Regions from separate parts of the Homo sapiens genome. Here regions 1 and 3 are each linked to region 2. Evidence: chromatin loops called from intact Hi-C (ENCODE). Cell type or tissue: B cell. All regions are shown on one strand. Region 1 overlaps URB2 (URB2 ribosome biogenesis homolog). Region 2 overlaps LOC105373162 (a long non-coding RNA gene). Region 3 overlaps GALNT2 (polypeptide N-acetylgalactosaminyltransferase 2).

Region 1 (8,000 bases), 200 kb before region 2:
AAGGGGCAGCTCCAGAGGCCCGCTTGTCTTCTTTCCTCCAAGCAGTAATGAGTCCCCATGGAAACATGCAGGGAAATTATGGTTACTTTCATCTCCTTTTTTACCTGTAGAGCAAATTTACAATGTCCCTCTACAGATGCTCCTGGACTTAGGAGGGGGCTGTGTCCCAATAAAGCCATAGTATATTCAAAATATCATTAGTTGAAATGCATTCAGTACTTGATAAACCCATCGTAAAAGTGAAAAAATCGTAAGTTGAACCATTGTTAAGTCCAGATGCTCCTTGACTTAATGATGCAGTTATATCTGGATAAATCTGTTGTTAATTCAAAAAATGTCAAGTTGAAAAGTGTTAAGTTGAACCGTCTTAAGTCAGGAACCATCTGTATGGTGATAGCTTAGAATAAGTAGTTTGTGCTGCTCATCTTATCTAAGGTTTTAAAAGCTACTTAGTGATGTTTTCATTTGTTGGCCAGTGATCTTAGTGTTGTAGAAATTGACTCTTTTCTTGTTTTATAAATAAGTTATCTGAAACCTAAAGATTTAAAGTGGTTGTGTTGTCTAAAACCTACTGGCCTTCTTACTACCCCCAGAGCTCTTTGCAAGAGGCTGTCTAGCTGCATTTTCACTACTGAGAAACTGTGTAAGTAGTTCAGAGCATGGGCTCTGGGCTCAGACTGCCTAGGTTCAAGTCTTAGCGCTGCCAGTTATTAGCTGTGTGACTTTGGGGAGGTCACTGAACCTCATTTTTTGCCTTTGGAAGTGGAATTATTTATTTAGTAAGTGATAATTAAATGAATGAACAAGTATGAATAAGTAGTCCACTTACAAAGCCCTCACCCTGCCAGTATGATCAAGGACTTTGTGTTTTTGTCTGTTTTTCGTTTTGTTTTGTTTTTTTCTTTCCCTCCCAATTACCTTGCTGTAAAATTCACAGACACGCCATTCTACCTTCGGTCCTTGAGTGTTGCTATCATCTATAAAATGGTAAAATTTAAGATGATCACTTGTCAGAAATTTCTGAACTATTACATGAAAAGGATCATAACTTTGAAGAGTAGCATCGTCTGAGAGACAGAAACAAATTGCCTCTTTAGGAATGTACTTCCCAGTGGTTGCCTTCGTGAATCAGTTCTTCTGGTTAATAAAATATGTCCTCATTAGAAACTGTGTTTGCAGAGACACATTAACCCTTTCAGGTTATCAGGGTAGCAATAAATGATCAGCCAAATTCCAGGCCTGTCTGCTGATGCTCTACCACTGCTTTGGTTTTTTTCTACTTCTTAAAAGTAATGGCAAAATACATCTAGTATAAGGTGAATTTTACCAGCTTAACTGTTTTATGTGTGCACTTCAGTAGTAGTATATACATTCTTATATTGTGCAGCCATCACCACCATCTGTTCCCAGAACTGTTCATTACTACTGCTTTTTAGTTTCAGTTACTAGGGTTTCAAACTCTGTTCAGCCCACATTTAGTTGAAACCTGAATGGATGTGGTAAGTGTGAAGAGAACCTGTTCCCCCAGCCTTTTAGGTTGGTTTGATATTAGTCTGAGTCTCTTCTCTGGAAGTTTGGGTGGAGCATCAGATACAGCCAGGTTGGAGCTGGCTGCCACCCACACTCCTGTGCTCCAGATTTTAGGTAACCCTGAACTTCAGGGGAGAAGTGCATCTTTAGGGATGAGGACCAGTTCAACCATTCCAGGGCTGTTAGGAATTAAGTGCATATTGTGCTGTTCTTGACATAAATAAAAAAGGAATCTATTAAATGGCAATCATGAAATCACTTCTGCTCTTGGGTGATATGATGTGATCTAATTACTAGTGTAGGCTTATCAGTGGTCTGTTTTGGTAGTTTCAGAGCCTGCCTGCTGCCTTGCTCTGGGGTGAGATGGGGGTCATAGTGTTATGGTGAACGTAGTTGTCATTGTCCCACAGGGTTGGCATAGCTTCCAAGGTGATTGACGGTGTAGAAGAATTTGACACAATGGGCAGGCAGCTTATCTTCTTATAAGGTTTTTAAATTTAAAGACTCCAGTTTTTTAAAATGCCCCTGGTAAACATGTAAGCATCATTTACTGAACAGCAAAGCCAGCCTTTTGCTTTCATGGAGTTTTATTCCAGGTTTGTGTTTGCTTGAGTTAGCTTCTATTTCCCCAAAATACAAACTTTAAAAATATGAGTATTTAAAGGTTTGACTTAGTAATAAAATTATATTTTAAAAGTGAATGTCGATTTTTTTCTCAATTTGGAGGTCAGTTTGAAATTACTTGTTAGTGCTTCCCAAGGCATTGTTGGCAGGTGGTGCGGCTTGATCTCTGCCCCCAATTGTTCTCACAGAGGTTTGCCTTTTTCCTCAGGTGACCTTATATCCAGCTGTGAAAAGTCTGCTGCAGGAGGGCATTTACCTCATCCTGGACCTCTGCATCGAGCCTGACGTCCAGTTCCTGCGGGCCTCGCTGCAGCCGGGAATGAGAGACATCTTTAAGGAGCTCTATAATGACTATCTCAAGTACCACAAGGCCAAACATGAAGGAGAGAAAAGATATACGGCCTAAGGCTATGGGACAGAAGTGCCGCCAGTGACACTGTCCAGAGGCTTTGGCTGCATGGTCTGAAAGAGCTGGAGAATGAAAGACTTAAGATGTTCTAATTCGTAGTATTGGTATACATAGAAAATCCTTTGGGGTTTATGTAGTATATTTTGATGTATTTTACATCGTGTTTTTCTTACTATTTTTTAATACATAGTTTTATGCAGTAAGTATTGCAATAGAATCCTGAAAATTGACCCTGGGATGAGATTAATTCAATAGAAAAATTGCTGACTCTTGGGACCTTTCTGTGTTTGGTTCTCGTCTTGGCTCAGTGGTTTGGTGTTCCCTCGTCTGCACTGGAAACTACATAAAACTTGGCTTTTTACTTTGGGTACATGGGCGTATAATTCAGCCCTGTTTAAATATACTTGCCTTTCAAATTCTTCAAGTAACATGGGAAGTATTCTTGAAATGTCACATTTTCTGCCTTCCCTCTAAGTATGCTTTCTGAAGAAGTCAGGGAAAGTTAGAGTCTGTGGCCTGAGGTGTCTGCTCTGGGTGGCGATAGTGGGCACCTCAGGCAGGTCGGTGACGTTTAGCACAGGTGCCAGGGCTCCTGCCTGCTCCTCCTGTGTTAGCTCTGTGAAGTTCATTTAGGAATTTTTTTTTCCTATGCAGTTTAAGAAATAATCCTAATTGTTTTTTCTTATTACCTAAGCAATATATTTTTATTATAGCAACCTCAGAAAAGAAAAATAAAAGGATAATTTAAAAAACTCATTCATAGTCTCAGTTACCCAGATAACCTCGGTTGTCACCTTGGAGTATCTTGTTGTAGTCCCTTTACTATGTGTATGTATATAGATGTGCATATAAATATATATAGTAGCTAAATTGGATCATAAATGCATTTTTTTAAAGTTACCTTTTTTCCTGTGTAATATTTTAAGTAACTCTGGGTCAGTGAAAACATTCGACATATATTTTTTTTGGCTGCATAGTAGTCCATTGAGTAGATATTGTTGTTTTATTTAATAAGTACACCATGGTTAGACATAGGTATCTGTCCAAATTCCCTTTTATAGATGGTGCTTGCAGCTGAATTATTTTCAGAAGATGAATTCTCATGAGTTGTATTATTTGTCAGAAAACCACATCATTTTTAAAGGATTTATATAAATATTGCCAAATTGCCCCCTAGAATATTACTAATTTATTTTCCTACTAGTGAGTCAACTTTAATATTATTGATTTTTGTTTCTTTATGCTTCCTTGATAGGAGAGAGATGTTATTCTGTTTTGAATTTCTTTAATTACTAAGAGATTATACATTTTTCACATTTACCATTTTTATTTCTTATGTAAATTATGTTTATATAATTATCTTTCTTCTGTAATAGCACATTTCTCAATTGGGATATTTACCATTTTTCTTATTCACTGTCTTTGGGGGAATCATGTTGGAATTCCCTTTTTAATTAGTTCAAAATGCAGACTTTTGAAGTTATTTGAAGGATCATCCTTAAGCAAAGGCTTTTTTTTTTTAACACTGTATTTTCAAGCAGATGTGATTGGAGCAGACAATATAAAATGAATGTCTTTGATACCTAAGAGAAATGGCCCTTGTTTTACGCCCCACATTTGATTTTATTTCCTGTGCTATCTTGTGGGGGCTGGGGGACAGTCCTGCCTTACGCACTGCACATGTCATCTGTTCCCTTCCCTTCCTCATCTAGACTGTGTGTGCAGAGGGCCTTTCGAAGCTCTGGCCACCAGAAATGTCTTCGGCTGGTCTGGCATCCTTTCGCTTAATGCTTTGTGTTGACAGAATTTTGTTTCTGTAGTAAACTCCCTGCAGGAGCCTCGAAGAGAGTCTGGTGGCGCCATTTCTTGTTCACAATTGGAGATGGGTGTTGGTGTGAGCGGGCGACCTTTCAAGGACACGAGCTGTAAACAAGCGGGAGCTAAAACACGGTCTTAGGTTTGCCTCTGGTTCAAGTGCCCAGACCGGAAGCTAACTGTCTCCAAGGCCTTCATGGAGCCATGGCTAGTTTTTCCTGTGCTGAAAGTTCTGAAGGCCAGAGGTGAGGGGACCATCCTTTCCCCCTGCCTTGGGAATGCTGGGTGAGCTGACGAACGTGGAGCAGTTCATCAGGCGTCCTGGTGGTGGCACTGCAGGGCCTTTCGAAGGGAGTTGGCAGCGGCTGCCAGGTAGTCAGCCTTGAAGGAAGGGAAGGACGAAGAGAAGGCTGGGACTCCACCTCCTCCCTGCACAGCTCTGAAGGGCTCTCTGCTGTGTTCCCATTTCTGGGGAAGCAGTCACAGGTTCCTCACAGTCATTTCTATTTGAACTCTAAACGCTCCTCAGCAAAGAATTTGTTTTAACTCCATTTTGCTGATTCATAGGGTAGAAGAAACATGTTTCTGGCTGGCAAATATGGAGGCTCTGTTGTTCATTTTTATCCTGTTAGAATAGACCTCACAAGCAAAGAGAGTTGGCCCAGCCAGCTCTCCACATGGCAGAGTTGGGGACTCAGCTTGGGGAACGGCAAAATGCTGGGCTTCAGAGAGACTGTCCCCACTGGACTTGCTGTGGCTCCAGACCCCCATCACCTGACAGATGTGCATGAATCACCTGTCTGTACCAGGCACGGAGACATGGCCCTGGTCCTCAGGGAGCTTTCTAGTAGAGGACATTGACAATGAGCCAGGAAACAAATAGGCCAGGGGGTGATCGCGGGGTTGGCAGCAAAGCAGACAAGTTCAGTGGCTGGAGAAAGAGGTGATATTTGAACTGAGACCTGCCTGGGTGGTGAGAGGCGCCCCTGGAAGGGCCTGGGGTGCTGATCCTTAATGCCTGCACTGAATCCATGTGGCAGCCTGGTTTTGGCTGAGGGCGGACACCTGAAGGGAGGGGTGGGCGTAAGGGGAGTTGGGTGAGAGAAGGCTCAGCGGGGTGACTTTGCCTGGGATGTTGCCTTGGGCGGTCCTGGACAGTAGTACATCAGGGGGCCCCCAATGGCACAGACAACACACAGCCCCGTTCTCGACCTTGCCCTGCTTGTGGACCACAGTGGGTGGGTCTCCTTCACAGCCTGTCTTCTGCAGCTTCCCGGACTCAGCCTCCTACAGTAGCTGTGGAAACTGCCCAATGTTAAGGAGTGATGTGAAGTCTCCAGAAAAAAAGACAGCAAAGAGGGGGTGTCTACTTGAAGGGATTTGGGGGAGTTTTTTTTTTTTTCGGTTTCTCTTTTTCATTTTTCTTTGGAGACAGGGTCTCGCTCTATTGCCTAGGCTGGAGTGCAGTGGTGCAATCCTAGCTCACTGCACCCTCCAACTCCTGGGCTCAAGCGATCCTCTTGTCTCAGCTTCCCAAGTAGTTGGGACTACAGGTGCACACCACCACAACCAGCTAATTTTTAAGTTTTTAGTAGAGATAGTCTCACTATGTTGCCCAGGCTGGTCTGGGACTCCTGGCCTCAAGCAGTCCTCCCTTCCTTGGCCTCCCAAAGTGCTGGGATTACAGGTGTTAGCCCCCGCACCTGGCCCTGGTTTCTCATAACTCATAGAGGTAACTTTGATTTATTGCCGGCATGCCAGGCTATAGCCTGAATTCTTTTGTCTAATAAGCTCATACGTTTCTGCTTTATGTCTCATAAAAGCCGCTGTAGAGGCAGCAGCAGTGTCGTTTTTGATTCCTCATTCCCTTGTGCAACTTCTGAACACTCTCCTTTTTTTTTAAATTTTACTTTGTCGTTTACCTTTTCCATCTCTTCCAGCAGACAAGTTCAGTGGCTGGAGGGAGAGGTGATATTCACCCTTTCCCCCTCAGCCTGTATGTCTCTCGTGTCTCTCTAATGGATGTTACTTCTGTTGCCCTGTGCTTTCTTGTCCCCACGTCCTTCCAACACCATTCTGCCATCCCCACTCACTGACTTCTCTGCCCTCCCTCCCTGGTGTGTCTGGGCCACCTCTCTCAATCACTCCTGCTTGCTGGTGACCTCTCTTCTTTCCCAGTCTTCCCTCTTGTTTCCTGCTGATATTTTTTGTAGCCTCATGTCCACACTGGGGACCCTTCTGAAATGTCCTGACCCCACATTCCCAGGACTGCCACCCCTGCCCATCTGCCATCGCTGATGTGAGAACTCACACTTGAGCCTCCTTGTTGGACTCTTCTTGGCTTCCCTTGCTCCTTTTTTTTAAGAGGCTGGAGTACAGTGGTGTGATCCTAGCTCACTGCAGCCTCCAACTCCTGGGCTGAAGTGCTCCTCCCATGTCAGCCTCCCAAGTAGCTAGGACTACAGGTGCATGCCACCACGCCTCGCTAATCTTTTTTAAGTAGAGATGGGATTTCGCTCTTGCCCTGGCTGGAATTGAACTCCTGGGCTCAGGTGATCCTCTTGCCTTGGCCTCCAAAGTGCTGGGATTACAGGTGTAAGCCACCGTGCCTGGCCCAATGAGCCTGTTTGTAATGTCCTTTCTTTGGCCTGCCCTGTTGTCCCTCTACCCAGCTTGTTCCCCGTTGCCACCATGACCACTGTGCCTCACTGGCATCCCTAGGTCTGTCACCTCCTTCCTCGTCTTTGGAGTTCCCTGATTGTCCTGCCCTACCCTTAACTCCAGAGCCAGCTCTGTTGAGGGAGAAAGGAATGGAGTCATGGGGATTGATTCTCTACAAAATCCTGTTCTCTCTCTTCTGCTGGGGTCACCTATTGGGAGGAAGATCTCTTTTTTCATCAGAGGGAGAAACATCCATGAGGCAGCATAGCTTTGGGATGTTAGGAGCTTGTGGAGACTGGATTGTTACAATGGTTTTAATGTGAAGTTCTGGTTGATCGTAGAACATAAATATTTGGATGAGAGGAAGGAAGAGGTTTGTGAAATGCTCCAGAAAGAACACAACTAGTAGTAGTGGGAGTGGTTTTTCATTACAAAGGAGGATTGAGGGGATGTGACTCAGTAGACCAGGCTCAACGGAGGTGAAAGTGTGCTGGGGCCTGGGGCGAGAAACACACTCAGAAAAATGAGGCCACGGGAAATCCCAGCAGTAACGCCTGGCCGGCTGCCAAGGTGGTGATAAAGAAGCACCCACAGAAACACAAATCAGTGCACGGCCCTGCGTCTTCCTGTACCTTAATGTCATGCTAGAGGGCATGGCCAACTGTTTCCCAACTATGGCCATTTCAAAGACTCAGAATGGCTGTTCTTGTGGGGACAGATGTGGGTGCCGGTGCCATTCAGTGTCTGGTATTCTCTGACTTGGCATGCAGCCTGCACTGGTATTTTCTCTAAGCCCTCTTTGAGCTTTATAACAGATTAAATCAGGCACACAATCTCTTCCCATCTAACCATAGCCCTCTGTCTCTCGAGTCTCTGCTATCACTTTCCCTGCTGTTTATAGACACACACAGAATACTCTTAATTTATCTTCAGTCTCGATCCTGTTATCCTCTCACATTTC
Region 2 (8,000 bases):
AGTGCCATGCACCCTGCATGGTGTTTTACATGATTTCAATCAATGCATTTGACAGTCCTCTGAAGTGATGTTTCAGATGCTCTGAGCACTGCCCCTGCCAGCCCTCATCCACCGTTCCTGTTTGTAGGTCATGCTTAGCTTGTGGCCAGAGCCCATTGGACCCGGGTATGCCCAAGTGGGGCCAACCAGACCCTTTTCTTTGGTCATTTGCCCTGAGAGACTCAGAGCTCAGGTCCTATCATGTGTGCCTCAGAGCATCGTAGCAGGGTAAACGGAGGCCTCTGGAAGCTGGAACACAGAGAAGGGCTTGGGGAGGTGTTGAGAGTTATAGGCACTGGGTCTGGGGGCCGTCTGTCTCCCCCACGGCCCCCACTAGCTCTGCCTTGGGCCCCAGGAACTTCCTATGTAACCCACATTCGTCTCCAAGTGAGTGTCTGTTTCTGAGAACCAAATTAGTCCTCATAAAGTAGATATTCATATCTGCATTTCACAGGGGAGAAATGGAGGTTTAGGGAGGGTAAAAGACTTGTTCAAGGACATGTAGCTAATTCATATTTGATGTTTGTCAAGCTCCAGAGCTGTGTCCTTTACAGATGGGCTCTGGTGCCACCATAGTCCAAAGGAATAAAGTCAGTGTGGACTATGTGTTTCCCAGGCACCCTTCTCTGAGGTGGTGGCTGCCTCAGCAAGAGGAGGCCTAGGAGGTTGCAAAAACTGGCAAAGTGCTGACCTCACGAGTTCTCACTTCCTAGGCCGCTCTTCTGGTCCAGTTTAGATGAAATAATGTATGTAAAGGGCCTGGCATCCCATAAATGCCCATTAAATACATATGTAGGAAAGATACAAAAAGACAGAGATCATGAGCCATCAGCCGAGGTTTAGACGCAGAGCACAAGAGGAAAATGATGCTCTGCGGGGCCAGGGCTGGCAGGAATTGATGTAATTTAGTAGTAAAAGTAGCTCTGCCTTGATGTGAAAGCAAAAATGGTTCTAATTGTTTGCCGAAAGGATACTCCATTTATTTAAAGAAAGAAACACTCTCCTGTCATTAACTCTAATAGGGATGTGTTGTTAAGGCCCCTTTATAGTGACTCTGAACAACACAATGGACAGTGTATTCAAAAGCGGTGTCAAAAAATTCAGAAGCTGTCATATGTCCATTTCTTATAGCGAATTTGGATAAAAGTTAAAGCTCCATGGGGAGCTATTCTTTTCTTAGAAGGATGTAAGTACAAATTAATAATAACGATTCAGAAATATTCTATGTAGAGCAGGTGCACTGCCCACCGCCTGCCCCCACAACACTGAAGGTCTCCTCAGGGGCTGCCAGCAGGATGCCCATTGCTCTGGCCTTAGGAGGCAATGCCAGTTGCTACCATCTGGGAAACTGACTTCTAGCAAAGGCCATTGAATAGTCTGCTACTCACTCCCCTGGAGAGGAGAGGTCTGGCTTTCTCCACTCACCCAAGGGGGCCTGCTGAAAGGCATTTTAGCTGATGGGTTAATTCTGAGCCCCAGAGAGTAGAACCCAGCTGTGAAGTCTCAGTGGCTCCCTGCAAGGTGGCTCTTCCTATTAAGAGGAAGACCTGGGGCCGCGCCCCTCACGCTGACTTCTCACACTCCCACTGCAGTTGTCAGGGAGTATTACCCCAAGGAGCTGGGAAACAACTGTGATCCAGGGCCCAGTTCCTAGGGGTTCTGATGGGATTGGTCTGAGGAGGAAATCTGGGATCAGGAAATTTCAACGTGTAGCCTCGGGAGAGAACCACTGCCAAAGATGAAGTTCTCACCATTGCCCCCAACCCCTGAGGAGCTGACTGTCCCTAACAAAAACGCAGAAGCAGTACTAGGGATTTTTGTAAATAAGTAGATTTTAGCTGGTCTTATCAGAAAAAAAAAAGGAACTATGTGAGATGATAGATGTGATCATCTGTTTCACCATAGTAACCATTGTTCAGTCTGCTTGTTTCTATATGTTTCTGTGTGTCTATATCATCCTGTAATATCATGTTATAAACCTCAAATATGCACAATAAAATTCATTTTAAAAGTAAAAATTGAACATGCATTACTTTTAAAATAAAAGAAAAAATGCAGGCATGGGACACTGGGGAAGAGATTTTGCAAAGCTAGAATTGATTTTTCATCTCCCACGAGCAAAGTGAATAATTGTGCCAGTGGTCACAAGTTCTTTTCTTCATCAAAGAGAAAAAGGATAATCTATTTTCAGCATCCATCCACACATCCATCCATCTGCTCACTTTTCCCTCCCTCTCTCCTTCCCTCCCTCTCTTCCTTTTTTCCATCTTTCTGTCAATTCTTTACATCCATCCATCCATCCATGCATCCATCCATCCGTCCTTCCATCTATCTATCTTTCTACCCATTTATTTATCTATCCATCCTTCCTGCCATCCTTTCTTTCACCCTTCCTTTCTTTTTTCTTTCTTCCTTCTATCCTACCATTTGTCTATCCATTCTTCTATCCTTCTGTCTCACCCATATATACTGTGTTCACAGCTGTGCTGGGGGTAGAGAAGCAAGGCTGGGCAGAACATGGGGCAGGGATCTGAAAGTCTTTTGTTTCTCCTGGTTCTGCACCTCCTAGTCAGTTGGCTTTGGGCAGGTCCCTTAATAAAGCTGGGTCACAGGCTATCTGAGAAATGGGGGCATTGAACTAAAAATCTCAAAGGATCTATATTTCTAGATGTCTATGGATTTAGAAGACATGGACCCTGCCATCAAAAAGTTTGCAACATAGTTGGAGATACAAGACACATAAATGTAGCAAAAATATTTTGAGAGCACAAGTATCTCACTTAAGACAGATTCAGGGAAGAATCCCCACTGGCATGGCAACTGTTTTCCTCCAAGTTCTAGGGATATTTTATGTGCAAAGATGCCTGTCCCTGTGGAGCAGCCACAGCTGAATGTGTGACTTGGGTGGCTTTTGCAGGGGTGTTATAAGCTTGTGCTGTTGACCAGAAGAATCCAAAATCTGGAAATAAAGCCAAGGGGATGAAAGAATGTTTCCAGAGTCATACAGGAGCTTTGCTTCACAGGCTTGCCCAAGGATGATCTACTTTTCAGGAGGATGGGCCGTTGTTTGACTGCCATTTACTATTGAGGACTCAGATTCTATGGCATTCCATGTTATATTGTAGATGTTTGTCCAGTAGAGATGCAAATGATTCCCATCTAGTGAAAAGATAATCCACCGATTTATTGCCCTGTAGGACATGAACCGGTTTTGTCACAAACATTGAAAAATCGATTTCAGTGTGCCTTTCCCAGTGGGCTACATAAATCCCAGTGCATCAAATGCCATTTGACTAGCATTATTGACTCTCTGGCTCTCTCCTTAAGTGATGAGCTGAATAAAATCAAGAGCTTGCATTTGAAGGAAATCAAAATATTCCTCTCTAAAATACTGGGCATTTTAGTTAAAGTTAAAACACAGGGATATTCTCTGCCCTCCTATCTTTATCAGCTCAGAAACAGAGCTCAGAGACAGCAGTGCCAGAGGACCCAGGAGTGGACTTCACTCTTCCCATTAGTTTACTTTCCCTCATTTTCCCACCTTTTGGAAGCCTGAAGATACTCTCTTTCTTGTCTTGTCACTACATAGGATTTTTAGTTCTTTAGTGCTATTTAAGCAAGACCCCAAAGCCACTGCCTTGAGAGGGAAATCCTTTTGAACTAAGGCCTCTCCCGTGTGATGGGTACAGCAAGGTTAGTAAACTTCTGCTTTTCTCTTTCGTTAATCTGACTTTCGTTTTCAAGAGAGTGTCTCCACTAAGAATCTAAAAAGGCAAAGAAATTATGTTTTTCCCCTACATGTTCATTCTATTTTGCTTGCAAGCCATGGTTTTAATTTCCTTCAAAATTTCTCTTGGACATTGCTGGTCCACTGGTCCTGCCAGCCCCCTCTGGACATGAGCGTGCAGGAGAAGGCACAGCTCTGGGGAGGGAGGGGCCTTGCAAGGCCCACAGCTGCTCAGCAGCCCAGGCTCTCACAGAGGAGCCACCAGCCCCTCCCCTTAGCACAGCTTCAGTGCTCAAAAGGGCCCTGCTGGTGCGTGAAACTGGGAGGGAAGGTGCCTCCGACTCAGAAGCTCGGTTTAGCACTGAAAATCAAGCAGACACCTGGGACCTGGAAGAGCCAGGTGTATCAGACTGTCTGGCATGAGCTAGGCTTTTTCCTTGTTCCCCAACCTGAGCAGCCCCATGGTGGTTTTGTGGTAGAATAAGAAATATAGGCCAGGTGTGGTGGCTCACACCTGTAATCCCAGCACTTTGGGAGGCTGAGGTGGGTGAATCACCTGAAGTCAGGAGTTTGAGACCAGTCTGACTAACACAGTGAAACCCTGTCTCTACTTAAAATACAAAAATTAACCAGGCGTGGTGGTGTGTGCCTGTAATCTCAGCTACTCAGGAGGCTGAGGCAGGAGAATTGCTTGAACCTGGGAGGTGGAGGTTGCAGTCAGCCAAGATTGTGCCACTGCTCTCCAGTCTGGGTGACAGAGTAAGACTCCGTCTCAGGAAAAGGAAAAAAAAAAAAGAAAAAATATATATACAGGTTGAGTATCCCTCATCCAAAATGCTTGGGACCAGCACTGTTTCAGATTTCAGATTTCAGATTTTTTTCTTCAGATTTTGAAACGTCTGTATTATACTTACCAGTTAAAGATTTCTAATCTGAAAATCCAAAACCTGAAATTTTCCAATAAGCATTTCCTTTGAGTGTCATGTTGACACTCAAGAAGTTCAGAATTTTGGAACATTTGGATTTCAGACTTTTGGATTAGGGATACTCAGCTTGTATTTACTCTGCTGGCCACCATGAAAACCTCCATTAAAAACCCCAATGGACATTGTGCTGACAGCTTCTGGGTTGGTGAGCACAGGGGGGTGCAGGGAGGGTGGTGCACCCTGGGGAGATATGGTGGCCCCGAGCAGCTTCCTCCAGACCTTGCCCTGGGAATCCCTTCCATCTGGCTGTTCCTGAGTTGTATCCTTTGTAATAAACAGGTAACCTAGAAAACAAACTGTTTTCCTGAGTTCTGTGAGCCCCTCTAGGAAAGGATCAAACCCGAGAAAAAGGTTGTGAGAACCTCCATTTGTAGTCAAGTTAGACTAGTGTCGCGGGTAGCCTGAAGACCCTCTCCTTGCAGTTGGAGTCTGAAGTTAGGGGCAGGCTTGTGGGACTGAGTCCTGAACCTGTGGGATCTGTGCTGACTTCAGATCGAGCCAGAATTAAATTGAATTGTAAGACACCCTGCTGGAGAACTGGTCAGTGGGGGAAAAAAACAAAACCCACACATCTGAGTCACCGAAGTGTTCTGTGTTGACTGTGGTGTCAGAATTGAAGGGCTCTGGAAGTGTGGAGAGTGGAGAAAATGGTTTGTGTTTTCCTATTACACACCCACTCTGGAGGTTCTTAGGGTTTGCAGACCAGGAAGCAGAGAAAACCCTTCACATGGAAACCATTCCTGCCCATCCCTGGCTCCTGGGTGGTGGGAAGGCCCATTGCTAATGGGGCCAGGGTAGGCATTTTGAGTTCATTTAGCTTAGCCCTTAATGGAATCTTACTCAGACAGTCCTAAGCCCACCGGCAAGGCAATAAAAGTTGTCCCCACCCCTATCAAACAACTCATAGCATATTAATTTTGACACAAGGTAACATAAGTGATAGCAGAGATGGTGGGCATAAAATGGATGAAGTCCCCCCCGGGACAGCAGTCTGATAGTTTGAGGTAGGAGGCTTTACCATATTTATGTACCTGTCCCAGCAATTCTACTTCAAGGAAGCTATTCTAAGGGAACAACCAGAGATGAAGGTAAAGAATTTAGTAGTCATTGGAGTGTTAATTATTACAAAAATTGGAAAAAGCCAAAATGGTCCACAATAGGGGATTATTTTAAAAATGGATGCTGAGCCGTAAAGCAGAATGACATATAGCCATTAAAACTTAAAAAAAGAGAATTTTTAGTAAAAACAGAAATATTCGCTCTTAAAAAGCCCATCAGATGGACGTGGTGGCTCACACCTATAATTCCAGCACTTTGGGAGGCTGAGGTAGGAGGATCTCTTGAGCCCAAGAGTTTGAGATGAGCTGGGGCAACATAGTGAGACCCTGTCTCTAAAAAAAAAAATTAGAAAAATTAGCCAGTGCGCACCTGTAGTCCCATCTACTTGGGAGGCTGAGGTGAGAGGACTGCTTGAGCCCAGGAATTCAAGATTACAGGGAGTTATGATCACACCCCTGCTCTCCGGCCTGGGCAACAGGGCAAAAACTGTCTTTAAACAAAAGCCATCATAGGGTGCAGCAAACCACCACGGCACATTCTGCACATGTATCTCAGAACTTAAAGTATAATAATAATAAATAAAAAAGCCCATCATAAAAATCTCTTTATATAAGACGATCCCAATCTCCTCAAAAAGAGTTTCAATGTGCATGAAGGAGATGAATGGGAAGGAGCTATGAAGACGTCGTATCTAGAAAGCGAGAGAGCAGGGGGTCTTTCTGTCCTCAGATACTTTTCTCATCTCTAACGTGAGTACACATTCGATTTATAACAAAAATAAACACTGTAGAAAGGTCTTTGTTTTAAAGTCTGAAATATCAAAAGTATCCTTGTTTTTGAAATGTCACCCGCAGCAGGCCCTTCCTCCGCATCTGGTGCCTCTTTCATCTGCGTGTGGCTGTCAGAAGCAGGCCTTGTTTGAGGAATTCTTATGTAGCCAGCCTGGGGGTGTCCAGCCACCCAGGCCCTTTGCTGCATTGGCCACTGATGGTGAATTAATCCTCAGACTTGTGTTACTGGTGACAAACGATGATGTCACGTGTACATGGACACAATTTTAAGGGAGATCAGGCCCAGCACTCCCTTTCATCTTCCTCCAGCCCTTAGTGCCTCATGGGTGTCCTCAGTGGCAGTGGTACTGTCCCCAAGCTCCAGGCTATCTCCTGCTGCCTTTTCTGTTTGCTGTGCTTCTCGCTCTTTCCTGCGGCACCTTCTCGTCCACATATCTCCCCTGTGCTGTCCTCCCCTGACCACACAGGCCCAAGACAGAACTATACAGAAAAGAGCTCTGACTTCACCAAGCCCAACCATTTGTATTGCAAAGATAAAAGCAAAACAACTTACTTGGTTTCTGAGTCTAAAATATCTTTCTTTAGATCAATGGTTACTTTACAGCTTTCTCCAAGAACAATGGTGTTGGAGCCTTACTTGTTTAGGTTATTTTCTAGAATAAAGGAAGCATCAACATCTAATAGTCACTCACTAAGTCTCTGTAACACAGACAAGCCAAGGTCAAAGAGAATGCCATAACAATAACCACTTCTTAAGCAGTTCCTCGGTATCAGGCTAGATATTTCATAAAATTATCTCATTTTATCTTGTAATAAAGGAACATCACCTCCGTTTTCCAGATGAGCCCACCAAGCTTCTGGTGGTTAAGAAATTTGCCCCAGGTTATAAACTAGCCAATGGTAGAGGCAGGATTTTAACCCAGGGTCGTCTGCCCTCAACCTCAATCTTCCCCTGATGCCTCCTTACAATACTTAGCAGGATATTAGGGGTGAATGAAGAGCTTCTAGGCATGGCAACCACCAGAGACTTCTCTTCCCTGCCCTGCCAAGCTCTGAGGGCCTCCAAGGGTTAAGGAGCAGCCTCCCTTCATCACCTAGAGGGTCCCAGCATGCTGGAGCCCTTCCAAGTCTAGTAGCAGCCATGGAACGCCAAAAGAAGGGGAATGTTTCCCCTTGCCCCACTCATCCCATGTCTCAGCCTGGCACCTGGAAAGCAGAGCCTGGGACTAAATCTTATCACAGTACAAGCTGTGATCCCAGGGAGCAGAGCCAGAGAGGGGGCCTGACTGGGAAGAAGAGAAGGAGAGAAAGCCACACGGGGACACAGTCTCCATATGCCACAGCTATGGGCAGCTGAGGCTGCGTTCCCACGGGAGGCTGACACTGACCAGGGGTTGC
Region 3 (8,000 bases), 270 kb after region 2:
TGCTCGATGTAGGGTTGCCACAGACCTTCAGTTTGTAAAAAACACAGTATCTGAAGCATATCAGTGTGAAGTGCAGTGAAGCAAGATATACGTGTCTGATGAAAGCATCCGCCTCACTCTGTTCTGGGCAGTGTCATATGGAATAGCTTCGCTGCCCTTGGAATTGTCTGTGTGCTCCCTGTTCATCCCTCCCAACCCCGATAACCACTGATCTTTTTACTGTCTCCATCACTTTGCCTATCCCAGAATGTTGGAATCATTCAGTATGTAGCCTTTTCAAATTGGCTTCTTTCACTTAGTCCTATGTATTTAAGGTTCTTCCATGTCTTTTCATGACTGGAGAGCTCATTTCTTTTTAGCACTGAATACTGTTCCGTTGTCTGGATATACCACAGTTAATCCATTTGCCTAGATGTGTCCATCATGACAAAGGACATCTTGGTTGTTTCACATTGTAGCAATTATGAATAAAGGTGTTAGGAACATTTGTATGCAGGTTTTTGTGTGGACATAAGTTTTCAACTCCTTTGGATAAATTCCAACGAGTGCGCTCACTGGACTGTATAGAAAGTGTATGTTTAGTTTTGTAAGATCCTGCCAAACTGTCTTCCAAAGTGTGCAAGCCTATTTTTTGACCAGGGCGGTTAGTCACACATAGCAGCCACATCTGTTGTGGTGCCTTCCTGGGAGGCCCCTCTCTTTTATAGTCCCATCAGTGCCACCATCTGCAGGGTCACCAGAGTCCCTGTAGGGCCAGAAGCACAAGTATGGCTGGTTCCTTATCTCCCTGGAGCCCTGGCTTCTTCCCACCTCTCTCCAGCCTCAACTATTTTTTGCCTTTGCCCTACGGGGACTGGCTGTCGGTTCTTCCCCGCGTGGCTCCTCCCCGCACTGTCTCGGTGGGAGCATCGTCCGGCCTTCATGCCCTGTAAGATGCGGTTCAGATGGCACCTCCTCTGTGACGCCCTTCCTCTCATCCTACTAGCCCAATTAAAAAAAGTTATTATAGTAAAGTTCAAATATATGTAAGTAGACTCAATAGTATAATGAACTCTGCCTGCCCCTCACCCTGCCTTTATCCGATCAGCCTATGGTCAGCCCTGTCCTGTCCATGACCACCCTGGAAATGGGCCCCAGAAATCATCTTATTTTACCTATAAATATTTTAGTGTGTGTCTCTAAAAGATAGTTTGAACTCACAGTACCATAAATCATACTTAAAAACAATTAACAAGTTCCTTAAGGGCATCCATATTTAATTATCGCTCAAATCTCCATTTGGTTCCTAAATGTTATACCTGTATTTATAATTTTTCTTAATTCAGGATTTATATAAAGTTACCGACTGTGGTTGATTCATACAACCTCTGGTTCTTGGAAAATCGGAGTTTTCTTTTTTCCCTCTGCTTTTGGTCATTTCATTGACTTGTGCGTACAGGTTTTTGTGAAGGGAGCTGGGAATCGCCTTACTGTTTTCCAGCCTGGATTTTGTGGCTTGCGTCTCCGTGGGGTAGTTTTCCATGTTCCTCCGTGCTCTGTTTCCTGCAAATGTGAAGTCGGGTGTAGAGCCTTGATGAGATTCCCATTTGATTTGTTTCTTCCTCTTTGAGGGATGGGCGAGGCTGCTCGCCACGTGGGGTCTGTGCTGCACTCTTGGACCTGGAGGCACAGGGCACTGGGTTTCTGTGGTGGAGGCAACCATTGATACTCAGTGTCTGTATCTCCTAGTTCTTTAGGCTTTCAACATTGTAACATTTTAATTCTATCTGCGAGTGTAATTTCTTTGCTAGGCTGTTTGTATAAAGAGAACTCCCCCCACCCCCACTATTTGTTTACCTGGTGGTACTGTCCATGGGGGAAAGATAACACCCATGTCAGTTTCTTCCTTTTATTTATCAGTTTCTAGTCAGTGGTAACCAGATAGGGCTTTTTGCTTGTTTGGTTTTATGGCATTATGTGGACTTACACATTTGCATTTCAGCTTATTCCAGTTATTATTATTAGGGTTCACATTTTCCCAGCTTTGGTCAGTGAAAGCTGCTTGAGGTGGGCCCTACATCCCATTGGCGTGATTGTCATGGCCTTTGAGGACCGTGTTGCTGTATACTGTGGTAAGATTCCCGGGGTCACATTGTCTGTTCCTGCCCCAGACCTGGAGTCAGCCTTTCCCAGAGAGCCCTGGTTCTCTGTGCTGGGAAGCGTTTGCGGTTCGCTATTGGGCTCAGGGCGGCCTGCTTTCCTGTTCCTCCCCTGTGCCCTCGGCACCTGGCCGGAGCATCTCCAAGCGTCTGCCACCATACACTGCAGTCCTCACTAGCCTCTTGCATGCGTTGGGGGTGGGGGTGGGGGTGAGTGGGCGGTGTTAAAGGCTACACCTGGGATTCTCCAGGCCTCAGCAGCTGGTGTTGTAAGGTTACATAGTAACAGTGTTAACCAGCTTGCCCTGTCTTTTCTCAAAGTTCCACCCATTCAGTTCCAGGGGTCCAGGACGTGCCTATCAGGAACAGCCCTTGGATGCCCTTGGATGCCTGCCTTGTGGATGTCATCTGCTCCCATGTCAGCCATCTCCAGGGCTCTTCCCGAGAAGAGGGCAGTCCCCGCCAAGGGTGTTGCCTCTCAAACCTGCCAAACTACAAACCCTCTTGGTACCTCCACACATCCCTGGAGTCGGCTTTGGGGAACACTGTGTTCCATGTCTAAGTGGAGTCCCGGGCCTCTCCCCTCCAGTGTCGCCTGTGCCAGCTGGACACGAAGCAGCAGATCAGTCATGAAAATGGCTGCTCAGCTCCGATCTGCCCTTCCTTCCGCAGGACTCAGGGACGCACAGCTCCCCAGGGCTGGTCACCCAAACAACAGCATTCCTTTCTCCTCGGCCTCTCCCCAGGCTGCTTGGGAGAGAAAACTTCCCTCATCCTCCTCCGCACACACTAAATGCCCTGCCGGTATCTTCTTTCCAGTGACTGTGGCCCCAGGTCGTCACACATGGCCAGACACAGCTGAATCTCAGGCTAGATCATGTTGGCACTGCTTCCACCCCTTGGATAAAATAAAATTCCCAGTGACTTCCTTAATATTTTGATAGGCTGAGTGGCTTATATGCAAACTTTGATGTAAACACTAGGCCAGAAATTGGTTAACTGTGGTTTAGGACTCCTAATCTTTCTCCGGATTTATTGAAAACATGTCTTAGAATGGTACGCACCAAGTGGTTCTCCCTGGTACTGCATCCTGCTGGCCACGTACCCTTTCCTGATGCTCCTCTGAAGGGAGGATGTTTAACGCAATGATCTCCAGCCAGTGTCCAAATGGCATAGAGCCACTTCCTTGTTGACATTCCCTGGGATCTGGAGGTCACTTCCAGCTCTTTCCTCTTTTCTGCAAGAGCCATGGTGCTGCACCTGCCTGCTGTGTGCTGGCACATGCCTGTGGGGTTGTGAAGGCTTTGTATGGGTCCCTGGACCACACCTGAGGAGGCGCTGTCTTAGTCCCGTGGCGGGCGGTGGGGCAGGCTCCCTGCACTGGAGGAAGCACCAGCAGGCTTTTGTGCGTGAACAGACAACTCTGTTGGCTTTCCTGCCCTCCCCTGTTTGCCTTCTTGATTTTTCCCTTCTCTTTTTGTTTCTGTCTCCATCCTGGTTGCATTCCCTCACTCCCCTCTTCTTTGTCCCTGCCAGGTTTCTGATGGGTTACTTCTTTGAGGAGGAGAACCCTACCACCATTCCAGAATACTCAAGGCAAGGTTTGAGGGGAGAATTAGGCGGATGTCCATTTCACAAGGCTTTGTTTTTGCCGAGGAGAACATCAGTGTCTGCCTTTAGTAGGTTGCCATCATCATAAGCAATAATAGCTGACTGTAACTCAGGGACTGTGCTGGGAACTTTCCATGCCCACGGAGTCAGTCCCTTCAGCAGCCCCAGGAGGATGAGTGCTTTTGCATACCCCACTTTGCATAGATCCCAAAAAGGGGACATTGGGACATTGGGAGCATCAGTAACTTGCTCGAGGTCACACAGCTAGAAGAGGGGAGGAGGGATTTAGAATGTATTTATTTATCTTATAACGTTTATTTTTTGATATATAAATTTATATTTCCCTTTGTAGTTTATTTAAATACTGTTATGCTTTTTTTTTTTTTTTTTTTCAAGGGACAGGGTCTTACTCTGTTGCCCAGGCTAGCCTTGAACTCTTGGGCTCAACCATTCAAGCCTCAGCCTCCCGACTAGCTGGGACTGTGGGTTTAGAATTTGAATCCAGTGTTCACCCTTCCTCCTGAGCGGTGCTGTACATTATGAACAGGTTGTTTGCCAGGAACTGGGATAATGCCATTTTCCTCATAAACCTTTGCCCCGCAAGCATGGGTAGACAGACAGCTGGTGCTTTCCTTGGTTATATTTGGCAAACTATATAACCAAACCAAACTTGATTATATTTGGCTAGTGGACCAGTTCTTTTGTAGTTGGTTAGAAAAGAAAAGATATCGCTTTCCCTTGAAAGAATTCATTCTCCATGAGATTGAGGTTCAGAAAATCTGTTAAATAAATCCCAAGCCCTGAGGCCTCCAAATCAGTGGCTGCTCCGCTGCTCCTCTCTCTCCCTCGACCTGGTCTCTCAGTGACCCCCTCATCTTTTCAAATCATAGCATGTTGGGACAAGTGTTCCAGGGAAGGCCTCTGTCAGTGTTTAGCTTACATTTCTTGGGTGTATCTTTTTGACAAAATTTTCCCCCCAGGGATAAGGAAACCAGAAAACCACAGTGGATCAGCGTGCAGGAATGCATAAGGGTGGCTCTGTGTGTGTGTGTGTGTGCATGTACATACGTGTGTGTGTGTGTTCATCCGTGTGTGTGTGTTTTCCTTCAGAGCATTTTAAAGGTCTCAGCTATTATTAACATGAATTTATTATCTATATTTAGGATAAGCCCACTAAGGATGATTTGGGATGAGCTGTGAATCTGTGGTGTATATATAGATCTCTGCACACGCGTATAGTGCATATTTATGTCTGCACGTACTCCTGGGCGTTGACATCTGCCTGTGGAATGCAGACATCTCTGTGCAGGGTTGTGGCCTGTCGTCTCTTGATTGGCAGTTGAAGTGTCCCGCATCCCCTTGTTATTAATAACTTGCTTGGGGCTACATTGAGTTGGGGATGTGCAGTAGTGATTTATCAAGACATTGTTATAAAGACACAAGGCTGGTTGTAATAGTCTAATCAGAACAAGTGTATTCAAAGTGGCGAGTTTCAAGCATGCTGTTTAGGAGACTTCACACTTATTTTCAGCGTTCAGAACATTGTTGAACCTCTGCTTTTGGCATCGTGGTCACAGCTAGTCTATGAGCCTTAGGAGAAATTATACTTGCCATTTGGTGCCCACTGTGAGTTTCTGACCAAGAACAAAATTTCCAAGCTTGATCACCTGCCTTATTCGTGACGCTTGGCTCCAAGTGGTTGTTAGCTGTTTCCAAAAAACAAATGTGCTTTAGAGGATGAACATTATGCTGTTGTCTCTGGGGGCCAACCCGTTAGGGGAGTTCCAGAAATATTTTGAATGATGACAGCATCATGGGAATACCAAGGGTCTCCCCAGGGGACTACTTTGAAGAGGGGCACATGCAGGTTGGTCATGTCTTTGTGTGAGTTCCAGGGTTCGAAAATAACTGACGTATACTGGTTGTGTATGTCTGTGTGTGTGTTGCCCGCACAGCTAAGTTTAGACACCGAGCTTTGGAGACCTCTGAGAGCCGACTCCACCTTTGATTTTCAGTTGTCTTTCATTTTGTACCCATTTGGTATTGTCTTGCTTGAGCCTTTGTGGAAATAGACCTTGACTTCATTTCTTAAGTCTTTTTTACTTTCTACGATTATGGAAAGGAAAAATATATATTTTATTTAGAAGGCAACAGGTGTACTTATGTTCTTCTCCTATATGATGGGTAGTGGAAATGTTTTAATTGCCTTCTTTTGTCTACTTTAACCTCATGATCATTGCCTTTGTTTGCTAGTCTCTCAGCATGCGTGGTTTTGAAAATGACCTGCACACTTAGCAGATGTGATACAGAAACCAAACCCCCGAACCACACTGTCAGGGGACTCTAAAAATGTGAAAACACCTGGTTTTGGTTTCTTAGTCATTCTGTTTATTTGGTGAACTCTGTAGCTTCAAACGTACAGCTTTGACCACTTAATGAAAGCATGTGGATAGTGACGTGAGGATGACCTGAAGATATGACTCCCTGTCCTTTGGACTAAGTGGCCTTTAAACCAGTCACGTGCCTGGCTCAACTTTAAAAAGAAGTAAAGACATTGTCATTAGATCTATACAATGTCAAGAATATTACCCGGCCTGGATTTAGGTGGAAATGAATTAAGTGCAAGTACTGATAGGTACTTTCTGGGGGTTAATTTTATTATTTTCTTCTCTTTAATTTTGATGTAGACATGGAGACAGCAGAGGGAGAGACACCAATTCTTAAGCATGTTGTGTGCTGGTGTGTTGCAAAACATTGCTGCAAGAGCTGTCTATCACCCGCAAGAGCCCTTCTGACCTGATCTGTGGTCGTACTGGACTTGTGGCAAGCTGGAATGTCCCCTTGTCACCAGTGGCGTGTTAATGTTACTAAAAAGCAAGGAAAATATAATTGAGTTCTCCCTAAATCTACCTGTGGCATGAAAAAATCTCTCAGGTTGCATCATGTCCAGAAATAACTATGGTGGGGCCTAATGGGAGTAATTCCCTGGCTCCAGGTATTTGGAGGAGGCAGGCAGCACTTCTCATTGGAGTGATTTGGAACCAAGGCAGTACATTTTCCTGCTGTTCCTGAACAATCTGAAGTTTTGCAGATCCTTGGAGAAATAAAAGCCACAGTCTTGGAACCTCCCACCTTCTTTTGGCCTGAGTCCTTCTCATGAATTCAGCAACCAAAATGGAGTCATGGGGACGGGTGGGACCTGCCGTGATGGTCCCACCTGCATTACCCCCATGGCAGACTAGGGTGGTGTGGCCTGTCTGGGAATGTGGTCTTTCTCTCTGAGAACCCAGCTATGTGGTTAGTAACTCAGGATTGTGGCCCTGTGGTTACTGTGCACTAATCAGCCCTCCAAACACTGGAGGAGCACACCCTGGTGTCTGCACCGCTGGCTGTTTTCAAGAGTGTTGTTCTCTTCCACCAAACAGCCTACACTCAGCCCTGCACTCAGATTTTGCTTTATTTGTTGATGAAGCTGGAAAGAGTCCATTTGACGTGTAACCTGGTCTCCGCTAAGCGGTTGTTCTCTATTCTTGTCAAATGTGAAGGCTTCCCAAGCCTGGTTATGCATTGTTGGCTGCCAAAGAGGGCCAAGTGTTTGAAAGTGAATACCAGATTAGAGAATTCATAAATGAAGATGCAATAACCCATCACACAATTAGAGTGCAGGATCCCTTTCCCACAATCAGAGTAACAGAGATGGGACTAAGGAAGTTGTACAGGCCAGAGAAGGGAGGGGGCTGTGGGGAGAAAGAAGGAATAGCTGGTTAGAATGTCCCTGTGTTTCTCAAATTCTGCAGTTTCCTAGCGACCCCTCCCTCAGGAGTGTAGCGAGGCCTGGCTGGTGTTTGACAGCGTCACATATTTTAAATTAAAGGCAGAGTGAATAAGGAGAGATGAAAGGTTTACTGCGTTTGGATCGTGAGTCTTTCAGCCAAGATCGTGTCTTAAATTTTGTATCTTGTAATATCGTATCTGTGGGATTTCGTCAATAATGCTGACAAAATCTGAAGTTGTACAAAGGGATAGTGGGAGTTTCTCATCAGAGGTCATAGATTTTGGTGGGTAAGAGTGCTGCTTGCTTAGAGGGGTTTTGGCAGCTGCCTTCAGGCAGTGAGAAACTGTTAAGGTAGGAAGGAGAACAGACAACTTCGGCTTAGATGAGAAATTGTGAGCACTTTCCAACAGTGACATCCCAGTACTCTGTTTAAGTGAAAAGCTGAACTCTCTTAAAACTCTCTTGCCATGCCTCAT

The links. Hi-C counts contacts between places; a loop is a spot of excess contacts. Peaks named below come from ENCODE experiments on the same cell type or tissue, not always from the same donor. Only the 100,000 strongest peaks of a DNase experiment are listed, where the experiment ranks them.
Region 1: it touches region 2 in a loop (4-fold over the local background); 17 of 110 quality-filtered maps call a loop at or near these places.
Region 3: a loop joins it to region 2, with 4 times the contacts of the local background. A loop is called at or near these places in 2 of 110 quality-filtered maps.

What each region holds. Positions count from the first base shown.
Region 1 is chr1:229,656,738-229,664,737 of GRCh38, forward strand. It overlaps URB2 (URB2 ribosome biogenesis homolog), which reads left to right. Exons shown (of 10, transcript NM_014777.4): 10 at 2,363-3,463. The coding sequence ends at 2,560. Among named protein-coding and RNA genes, the nearest start is that of URB2, 34 kb to the left of the region's middle. In B cell, CTCF peaks have their summits at 4,674 and 4,876; DNase peaks (open chromatin) are centred at 4,734 and 7,604; H3K27ac peaks cover 869 bases.
Region 2 is chr1:229,852,447-229,860,446 of GRCh38, forward strand. All of the region lies in intron 1 of LOC105373162 (a long non-coding RNA gene), which reads right to left. Among named protein-coding and RNA genes, the nearest start is that of LINC01682, 29 kb to the right of the region's middle. RefSeq lists a silencer at 5,309-5,504. In B cell, no CTCF peak of the experiment used is centred here; DNase peaks (open chromatin) are centred at 3,785 and 4,015; H3K4me3 peaks cover 938 bases; H3K27ac peaks cover 3,191 bases.
Region 3 is chr1:230,117,827-230,125,826 of GRCh38, forward strand. The region is part of intron 1 of GALNT2 (polypeptide N-acetylgalactosaminyltransferase 2); the gene reads left to right. Among named protein-coding and RNA genes, the nearest start is that of GALNT2, 55 kb to the left of the region's middle. RefSeq lists enhancers at 5,305-5,434, 5,445-5,654 and a silencer at 6,396-6,690. In B cell, CTCF peaks have their summits at 3,200 and 3,402; DNase peaks (open chromatin) are centred at 75, 3,225, 5,535, 6,085 and 1 weaker place; H3K4me3 peaks cover 1,292 bases; H3K27ac peaks cover 2,561 bases.